Linked DNA regions of Homo sapiens: region 2 is linked to region 1. A link is an interaction called in ENCODE POLR2A ChIA-PET data of the cell type or tissue named here. Cell type or tissue: B cell. All regions are shown on one strand. Each heading gives the region's core, and the rest is flanking DNA. Links, peaks and the distances in the headings are about the cores only. Region 1 overlaps REL-DT (REL divergent transcript). Region 2 overlaps PUS10 (pseudouridine synthase 10).

Evidence for each region. Peaks named below come from ENCODE experiments on the same cell type or tissue, not always from the same donor. Only the 100,000 strongest peaks of a DNase experiment are listed, where the experiment ranks them.
Region 2: POLR2A ChIA-PET joins it to region 1 with 5 read pairs; 6 of 35 experiments call an interaction of 5 or more read pairs at or near these places.

What each region holds. Positions count from the first base shown.
Region 1 is chr2:60,871,459-60,876,844 of GRCh38, forward strand. All of the region lies in intron 1 of REL-DT (REL divergent transcript), which reads right to left. Among named protein-coding and RNA genes, the nearest start is that of REL-DT, 7.2 kb to the right of the region's middle. RefSeq lists enhancers at 2,145-2,244, 2,275-2,324. In B cell, for the core only: no CTCF peak of the experiment used is centred there; a DNase peak (open chromatin) is centred at 2,083; H3K4me3 peaks cover 994 bases; H3K27ac peaks cover 3,488 bases.
Region 2 is chr2:60,940,523-60,945,908 of GRCh38, forward strand. PUS10 (pseudouridine synthase 10) reads right to left here. Exons shown (of 18, transcript NM_144709.4): 17 at 4,487-4,586; 18 at 1-1,911. The coding sequence ends at 1,873. Among named protein-coding and RNA genes, the nearest start is that of REL, 62 kb to the left of the region's middle. In B cell, for the core only: no CTCF peak of the experiment used is centred there; no DNase peak of the experiment used is centred there; H3K27ac peaks cover 207 bases.

The sequences.
Region 1 (5,386 bases), core at 171-5,170:
AAGAAATAAACCAAAGCCTGCATATGAAAAAGCTCTAGAAGACAACACATACACACATACTCACACATGCACGTAGGTGATGTCTGTATTAGTGAGGCAGAATTATAAGTGAGTTTTCTTCTTTTCTCCAATCTTTATTTAATTTTGTTTATTTGTTTTGTTTTATAGAGACAGGGTCTCACCATGTTGCCCAGGCTGGTCTTGAACTCCTAGCCTCAACTGATCCTGCCACCATGGTCTCCCAAACTGCTGGGATTACAGGTGTGAGCCACCATGCCCAGCCTTTCTTTAATGTTTTATATGTGTCTTTTTTTAGGTTGTAATTTAAAAATAAACATATTTTAGCAAAAAATTAAAGACTTTGAATGTTATTAAAGAATTTAGGTCCGGGAGTAGTGGTTCACGCCTATAATCCCAGCACTTTGGCAGGCTGAGGTGGGAGGGCTGCTTGAGCCCAGGAGTTTGAGACCAGCTCTGGGCAACAATAGTGAGATTCCATCTCAATCTAAAAATAAATAAGTAAAATATACATATGAACTTAGTAACTGGTTGGCCCAGCTTGCTTGCTTTCATGACAGTAATCCATGATTTTGATACCCGTCTTAATATAATCACTATCATACCTCTCTGCAGGCATAGTTATCACTTTGGGTAGGAGTTGAGCCTTGTGCCTCTTTTTGTTTTTCTTGATGGTATCTAACGCCCAGTGGTGATACATTGTCACTCATATCAATACTGGTGTGATTCAATGTGTAATAATTTATATTTTATTCGACATTTAATGAGCATCTACAATGCTAAAGGCACTGTACTAGCCACTCTAGGGAATAAAAGATGAACAAGACACAGTCAATGCCTTTAATTAAAGAAGTAAATGCACTGATTTTTACTTTTCCTACACAGGTATTGAATTGAGAATTTTGGGGAAAAGAACATGAAGAGTCTTAAAAGATATGGAACCTGTGAACGCTAAACCTTCATATATTTGCATTTTTATTAGTAAGATTATGGCTGCCAGTTATATTGTTTTATATCTTAGGTCATATTTTGAAATGTGATGTGACATAGTGAAAAAGAAACAAAGAGTCTGGAGGTCTGGTTTCAAGTTTCAACTCAGCAATTAACTACCTAATGAACACGGGCAAGGTACTTAAACTTCCTGTGCCTCATTTTCCTCATGTGTAAAACGAGGGAGATGAACTAAATGATCTACAGGGTTCCTTCCAACCTTAAAATTGAACTAACTCTCTCCTGTTGAGACATAAAAGAGGCACCATATGACTTGAAGGTGATGATGACTTCATTACTTGTTCTGAAAAATGTTAATTCTAAATTGGAACAAGTAATCACTGGATCTCATGGTTGTGACACATCAGACATTACTACAGTTAGAGAAACCCAAGTTAGCACACTGTGTCATACTTCTAGGCAGTGCTATATACGCAAAACTAGCATACCACAGTATAGGGCCTACACAATATAAACAAAAAGATTAAAAAGAGATTTTTTTTTTTTTTGAGATGTAGTCTTGCTTTGTCGCCCAGGCTGGAGTGCGGTGGCACGAGATCGGCTCACTGCAACCTCTACCTCCCAGCTTCAAGCGATTCTCCTGCCTCAGCCTCCTGAGTAGCTGGGATTACAGGCGTGCACCACCATGCCCAGCTAATTTTTTGTATTTTTAGTAGAGATGGGTTTTCACCATGATGGCCAAGCTGGTTTCAAACTCCTGACCTCAAGTGATATGCCCGCCTCGGCCTCCCAAAGTGCTAGGATTACAGGCGTGAGCCACTGCGCCCTGCCGATTTTTTTTTTTTTTTTTAAATAGAGACAGGGTCTCGCTATGTTGCCCAGGCTGGTTTTGAAATCCTGGGCTCAAGCAATCCTCCTGCCTCAGCCTCCCAAAATGTTGAGATTACAGGTGTGAGCCGCTGTGCCCAGCCAAGAAAATTTTTAACAATGGATATTTTACGAATGCTTTTTGGAGTTTTTATGTACTAAGATTTCATTTCTCTGGGTGTTCATTAATCTTATGTTTCAGTTCCTTAAATGAAAATAGGTGAGTGGGGCAGGTTTCCTCAGAGGTATAGTTTTTACTTTAGGGACTATCCCTTTCTCCTAAAGTGTGCTTTAAAGACGGCAGCACATGAACTTGTCTTAGATAGGAGGGACAGCAGGCAAAAGTGATGACAGGATCTGGGTCTGCTGCCACACACCAAACTATTTATGAATTTTTTTTAAGAGACAGGGTCTTGCTCTGTCACCCAGACTGGAGTGCAGTGGTGTGTTCATAGCTCACTGCAGCCTCAAACTCCTGGGTTCAAGTGATCCTCCCACCTCAGTCTCTCAAGTAGCTAATATTACAGGTGCATGCCCCCAAACCTGGCTAATTTTTTTTTGTTTTTTTTTGTACAGATGGGGGTCTCACTATGCTGCCCAGGTTGGTCTCCAACTCCTGGTCTCCAAAGTGCTGGAATTACATGGGTGAGCCACCACACCTGGCTCTCATTCTTTATGGGTTTTTTGTTTTTTTTTTTTTTGCCCTTAAGTTTTGTTTTTTACAACCTTATAAATCACATAATTGAGTTTCAGAGATCTCAAACAATACTAATGCAGTAAGTAAACAGGAGAGCAGGAGTGGGGTTTGGCCAACAGTACTGGTAAAATTCACTCATAGTGGTTGAACCCAGCTGTTGCAGCTATTTGTCCTTAATAGGAAGGACACCTCCTCACTACAGAGAGTTGGGCAGTGATTTGCAGTATGCTAACTGGGACTAGGGCATACTCTCGATAAGGTTTAATTTTTTGTAAGAGAACCATGTGGCTTAAATTGATGTAAAGCATCTACATAAACTACATAACGGAAGACAGGTAACTCAGATAATGGGGGTATCAAAGACGAAATTTGGCCATTTATCTAGAATTATCTGAGGGAGAACCCCAATGAATCCAACAGATACAATCACTCTGGTTATTAGAGTAGTGTAAGAATCACAGTCATACGTGCTGACTTATTCAGAGGGCAAAGTACCAGTGTCTGCAACTTATTTTGAAATACATTTTTAAAAACCAGATAGATGAATGGATAGACAGAGGGATGGAAAAATAAACAGACAGGTGATAAGGCAAGTGCAGCAAAATGTTAATGGTGGAATCTAGTTAGTGGGTATACATATGTTCCCGGAAAAAAAATCTTTCAGTTTGGCTGTATATTTGAATTTTTTTTTTTTTTTTTTTTGAGACGGGTCTTTCTCTGTTGCCCAGGCTGGAATGCAGTGCCAGGATCATGGCTCACTATAGCCTTGACCTTCTGGGCTTAGCTGGAACCACAGGTATGTGTCACCACACCTGGCTAATTAAAAAAAAAAAAATCTTTTGTAGAGATGGTGTCTCATTTTGTTGTCCAGGCTGGTCTTGAACTCCTGGATCAAGCGATCCTCCCACCTTGGCATCCCAAAGTGCTAGGATTACAGGCATGAGCCACCATGCCTGGCCCCAAACATTTTTATGATAAAACAGGAAAAAAACCTGCCAACATTTCTGAGGGCTTTCCCTGTGTCAGGCACTTTGTATTAGTGATCTCAATTAGCCCTCACAAGAAGCCTGTGAGGTAGGTACCATATTACTACCCCTATTTTACAGATAAGCAAACAGGCACAGAGAGGCTAAGGGACTTGCCCAGAGTCTCACAGCTAACAATCTAGGACAAGCTAAGATTCAAATCCAGGCCTGTGTGTTTGCAAAGCCAGGGCCTTTAGCTGTGAAACACAGAGAATTCCGCAGATGTTTTTCAGAGCCTCCATTAAATATTACTGAGTATTATAAAACTTCTAGAACATAGGAAAATATTTTCATAACCTCAGTCCAAGAAGAGTTCTCTAACATTCACAAAAAACACTATCAAAGAAAATAAATCAGACTTAATTAACACTAAGTTAAAAAGCTTCACTAAGATAATGAAAAGGCAAGCCACAGACTAGGAGAGGATACTTGCAATGCATATATTTTATAACAATTCTGTGGCATCCATAGAGGTGCTCTGCTCAGATCTCCATTCTAGAGAGGATCTGCCTCAGCTTTCAAGCCAAAGCCACATATTTCCTTGGAGCCACCTACCCAATTATTAAGTACAGAGGTAGTATAAGGGCTAACTATCTCTGTGCACAGTGTTTGTGTTAGAGCTCCCCATTGGATTTACTGAGACTTCCTCAAAGATGCACTCCCATCTCATTTTCTTTCTACCAAATTTACCTTCCTTCCCCCTTTCTTTTCACCAGTGTCAGACCTGCATCTTAAGATTTTCCCTGCCTATAACTTTTTTCTTTCCCCTTTATCTTTCATAGATGTTACCCCCAATAAATCTCTTGCACTGTTAATTTCATATTGGTACTTGCTTCCCAAAGGACCCAACTGGTATACTCATATCCAGAATACATAAAGAATGTCTACAAATCAATAAGAAAAAGATAGATAATCCAATTTTTTTTTTTTTTTGAGATGTTTTCTCGCTCTGTCCCCCGGCTGGAGTGTAGTGGTGTGATCTTGGCTCACTGCAATCTCTGCCTCCCAGGTTCAAGCGATTCTCCTGCCTCAGCCTTCTGAGCAGCTGGGATTACATGTGCGTGCCATCATGCCCAGCTAATTTTTGTATTTTTAGTAGAGACGGGGTTTCACCATGTTGGTCAGACTGGTCTCGAACTACTGACCTCGTGATCTGCCCACCTCGCCCTCCCAAAGTGCTGGGATTACAAGCGTGAGCCACCGCGTCTGGCCCCATTTTCTTTTCTAATGTGCAAAAGACTCAAACAGGTACTCTGCAAAGGAGGAGAGCCAAATGACTAGTACATTTGTAAAAAGGTGTTCAGTATCTTGGCCAGGCACAGTGGCTCACGCCTGTAATCCCAGCACTTTGTTAGGCAGAGCGGGGTGGATCACGAGGTCAGGAGTTGGAGACCAGCCTAGCCAATATGGTGAAACTCCGTCTCTTCTAAAAAAAAAAAAAAAATACAACCGGGCGCAGTGGCTCACGCCTGTAAGCCCAGCACTTTGGGAGGCCAAGGCAGGCGGATCACCTGAGGTCGGGAGTTTGAGACTAGTCTGACCAACACGGAGAAACCCCGTCTCTATTAACAATACAAAAATAAAATAAAATAAGACAAAACAAAAATACACAAATTAGCCGTGCACAGTGGGCTTGCCTGTAGTCCTAGTTACTTGGGAGGCTGAGGCAGAAGAATCGCTTGAACCTGAGAGGTGAAGGTTCCAGTGAGCCGAGATTGCGCCACTGTACTCCAGCCTGGGCGATAAAGCAAGACTCCGTCTCAAAAAAAAAAAAAAAAGAAAGAAAGGAAAGGAGTTCAGCATCTCTAGTTATCAGGGAAATGTATAT
Region 2 (5,386 bases), core at 311-5,310, 69 kb after region 1:
GTCTCAAAATTCTAGGAACATTTGGAAGAAGTATTTAAAGCTAATGCTTACTCTTTGCGTGAAATTTTATATAATCTCAGGAATAGAAATTTAAGAAATAGAAATCTTCTCATTTCAGTTTGCTAAGCACATTCTTCATTCTTACATATTACAGGTCCACTAGATTCAAAGGTAAGCCAAAAATACCATGCAAAAGACTGCCTCCTAAATTATTTAAATCTCTTTTGTAGCAAAATTTTCCCAGAAACTGAGGAACATCCACACAGAAATTCTTACCTTTTTATCAAAAGTTTGTTATCCTTTTCTCATTTTCTGGGCCTTTCAATGCATTGGCATTGACAAGAGTGAAAAAATTATTTGCTGTTATTTGCATATCAAACACATGGTTTCAACGTGGTATGAAACTATGTTGGTTCCAACGTGGCTGACTCCTTTGTGTCCATTAAAACCATTTTCCTCATATCTAAAGTGAATCTTGGTATCTGTGATTTATGTTTAATATAGAGATGGGAAATGGTTAGTAATCTAATACTAGTCAAGTCACATGTATTCTTAAAAAAAGCTCAAATAGTTGAATTAGGGTGATGGAAATTATACTCAAATCTGAAATTGTAATGAGGCTCCTTTCTGAAACTTAAATGACCCATTCATTTTTTTTAGGTTTAGCTTAATGTTTTTCCTCTTCATAATACCAACTGAGGTTTAACTTAATAACAAATGGTAACTATATAAGATTGTATTAAATAGTCTTGGGCTATTTTTTGGTAAGCTCTTTGATTTGGTAACTACATTCCAAAAGTTAATTATCAGTTACATGAGTTTAAATGGCATCCATAGCTGCCCCTTCACACAAACAGGTGCTCAGTAATAGGGCTTATTAGAAAGACCCTAGAAACCAAGAAACTTCAGTTCTAGTCCTCAATATAGAAGTAGCTAACAATTTTGGATAAGTCATTTAACTTCTAGTCTTTGGTTTCCATATTTATAAAATGGAGACAATATCCTATCTACTTTAATAAGGTATTATTAAAATGTTTATAATTGGATAATATATTGAAGCATTCTGAAATAATACCAGTTCGTCTTTGTTTAGCAATCTCAATTTTTCAAATTCTTAACCCTGGGATTGAAGTTATTAAAGGCACTTGTTTCTCCTTATTTAAAAGATTTATGAAAGGCTCCTACCATGGCATGCCTTGGCTCCTACGGTTTTACTTTCCCTCCACAGGAAACCTATATTGACAATTTTAGATTGTCAAAATTCTTTCTTAATGAAAGTATTAATGAGAATTATTTCATTATTCATAGTTTGGTTAAGATTTATGACAAATCACAGCCAAAAGAACTTCATTGGTAATAGCTTGTTTGAGGCTTCCTGGGGAAAATAATGATGTCAGATTTGCATTTGCAATCTTAGACTATTATAGGATATTATGCTGCATAAATCTAGATATAACTTTTATTCAGATAATTTACAAAAATTAGAACATGATTTTAAAGGTGGTATATCTCTTGTGGAGGGAAATCTTGCTGAAATTACAGCTTCTTAGGTTAACAGAGAATGTGTCCTGTTTGTGCACCTCTCTAAATGAAAGAATTAAGGAGAATTATTTCATTATTCATAGTTTGGTTTGTGGGGGTGAAAGAGGGAATGAGAAAAATCCTAAGACATCCTTGGAACAATTTAACACAAAATATACACATATATAGATCCTGAGATGTTACAACAAATTAACAATTATATAGATCAACATGATCCAAATAGTTTTCAAGACACCGTTATGGTGGGTAAACAGCCATTTTACGGCATGTGCTCCATGGATGTCCACATCATGCCAGGAAAACCATACTCTTTGTCTCCAAATTTGAAAGCTAGTCATCCAGAGCAGGTGGCCAGTCAACATCTACAGACTAGAAGGGAGAAAAGAAGTCATTAAAACAGATATTACTGTTGTGGTAAGCATTTGCTGGTAATGCTGTATAAATTTAATAGTTTTAATATAGTGCAACAGAAGAAACTGCATTTGAAGAAAAGAGCTATTGAATACCATAAATTAACCCTCAAGTCTGTTCTAGGTATTCTTGGGCCTGAGGTCTTCTGAATTAATTGAGTAGCAGTATTTGGCTACTCAGTTGGTTATTAACTGTGCTTTTTGACTGATAAGAGAATACATTTAAATTTTTTAAATGGTATTTATGGGGCCAGGTGTGGTGGCTCACACCTTTAATCCCAGCACTTTGGGAGGCCGATCAATTATATAGATCAACATGATCAAGGTGGGCAGACCACTCAAAGTCAAGAGTTCAAGACCAGCCTGGCCAACATGGCAAAACCCCGTCTCCACTAAAAATGCAAAATTTAGCCAAGCATGGTGGCACACGCCTGTAGTCCTAGCTACTCAGGAAGCTGAGGCAGGAGAACAGCTTGAGCCCAGGAGGCAGAGGTTGCAGTGAGCCGAAATCACGCCACAGCACTCCAGCCTGGGTGACAGAATGAGACCCTATCTATCTCAGAAAAAAAAAAAAAAAAAAAAGTATTTATGGGTAAAAGTAGCAAACAAATTCAAGTGACCACCAATTTTCCCTCAGAAGTCTCAGAAACTTTTATTCTTCTGATCATTTTTATTCTCTCATCTTGCATTTAACAAATATTCAAGTAGTCTATAAGCCTATAGTCTTGTTGTAACACAGCAACAAAATGTGAAATAAATGATTATGAAAGATGACCTGGAACCAGAAAAGGATTAAGGATCTTTGTGCTTCAGTTCTGTAGAATTTCTGTTTCTTTAAAATCCAGTTCATCTATCTCTACTTACCTTTATTTTGTTCTTCTAGGACAAAACCTTGATCTTTGAGTCAGAATGAAATTACAGTAAACAGACTATTTGTCTCCACATAAACACATACCAGGTCTATCAAAGGCTAGGGGATCTACTTTAAGAGAAAGTTAAAAAAAAAAAAAAACCCACCGTATCTATCTGTGGCTTTTATTGACATTTAAAGTTTAAAACATAAAATTATTTACTGAAAATTTTTTCATTAATCCATGAGTCACTTCACGTACTGGCTTCAAAAAAAATTTATTAGAAAAGCCTAAATAGCTATGTGTGTGTGTGTCTTTTACAAATCTCAAGAAGATATTTTTGTTCTGTTTCAGAATATAGCCATATACCAAACACCCAAATGTAAATTAATGAGTGTTTTCTCAAGCTGAAAATAAAACATGACTGATCACAATCTTGTGTGTGTGTGTGTGTGTGTGTGTGTGTGTGGAGGGGAGGCAAGTTGTAGTGCTTAAAAAGCTCCACAAGTGATTCCAGTGGGCAGTCAGTGTTGAGAAACACTGGCCTGTGAGTCTTTGACACTCCTAACTGTTCTGAGAATTAAAGTAAAAAAAGATTAATGCAAGCCTGGGCAACACGGTGAGACCCCATCTCAACAACAACAACAACAAAAAAACGCCAGGCATAGTGGCTCATGCCTGTGGTCCCAGCTACTCGGGAGACTGAGGCAGGGGATCGCTTGAGCCCGAGAGGTCAGGGTTGCAGTGACCCGTGATCGCACCACTGCACTCCAGCCTGGGTGACAGTGCAAGACCCTGTCTCAAAAAAAAAAAAAGATGATGAGTAGAGATTTTCTTTAACAGAAGGTTTTCTTCCTCCAAATGATAGTTTCACTGAAGAGGCTCCCTGCAACCTTGAGGGCACGATCACTGGCTGTACTGCAGGAGCTAATCTAATCCCAGAGCACTTGAGAGAATTGCTGGTAAGGAAGTAATACTCCAGTGATCATTTGATTACCATAGATGTTTTCACATTGGGCAACTATGCCCACTTCTTTCTATAACTTTGATATTATTCCCAAGTACAAATCCCCAAGTCCTAAGATTCTGGGGAGAGGAGCGGGGGAGGTACTCTATTCCTAGTCAGATTTTCATGAAGAAACACCACTCGTGACTCAACACCTATTGATACTCAAATGAAATATTTATGGAGACTTGCCCGACAGAACCATTCTTACAATTACTTTAGAATTTAACCTTGTTTCAATTCAGACTGTAAGAGCAGAGAACTTGGACCACATCACAGGGGTCCTTATAGAACTGCTTTTATGAAGAACCATTGGCTCACCTCACTTTCTACCCTTGTGAATCCATGTTTCTGAATATGCTGCTTTAAAGTCTTTATAAAACGCAACAGGTATGGAAATGACTATTTCCGTGCTTGGTTTAAGGGTTTAGATTTGATACTACATGTAAAGCACAGTTAATAAATTAGCTATATATTTTCAAGGAACATAAATGAGACCTCATATTAAAAAAAAAAATCCGAAGACAGTCCCTCCCTTCAATACAATGTTACTGTGAGATTTTCACCATTCTCAAATACCTATGGAGGTGGGTGATACTAAAATGGCTTAATGCCAAAGAGCATAACTTTGGTTGAATTCAATTTGCCAATGTGCATTCCACAACAAAATGGTTTACCTCAACATCCAGCTCCAGAATGTCTGCAGTCACATTCATCAGGGACCCAATGTTTGGCTTGGTTCTCCCGAAGTCTCCATGTACAAACTCTTTAATGTAGCTGGGGTTTGTTTAAGGAAAAAATGAAGACAGCATGCTGTACCAACTATTTGGTAAGATTTGACAGGCAAAAATAATAATAAGAGCAGAAATGTTACAAAAGAAAGGTTACTTCTGAGCTCTGACTTGTGTGTCTTAAAAAATAAGCTTTGGCAATGTGGTCCCTAGTAGCCTGGCAGCCAACATCAGAGCCTGGGAAATGTGTTTACATCAAACTTACCAAAAATCATTACTTTCTTTTTTCTTTATAGCTCATCTCCAAGTGCCAAGGTTTGGATGTGGATTTTAAAAATTAACCATAGCTCAATGCTTTTATTAAAAAACAACTTTGCCACAATTTCTATGTTATTATCTTGTTAGTCCCATTTTTTTAATAATGGCAACTGTCACCTGCCAGATGGTAGGTTTCCACAGAGCCACACAGAGAGTGATCTCAATGATGGCATTCCTTGTAACATGACCCAGAGGCAATAGGGTGGAAGGAATAATGAGACTATTAGTTTAGTCTTAATGATGGCTCTTCGGAAGGATTACCAAAGACCTACCGTCTAGTTTGCTAACATGGTTAGCAAAAGAACTAAGTTAATTCTCTCTCTCTTTCTTAAAGGGGCAACTTTGTATTTCTCTCAAAATTGTATTTCAAATTTTGAAATCAATAACTAATTCTAGAATTTGTTTTTAAGATTAACATTCCTTACATAGGACTGTACTGCAGCTTTGACAATATTTATCTAAAAGATTTGTTTTTGCCAGAATTTGGTAAAAATGCAGCATTATGTTTTGTTCTACAAACCAGCATTT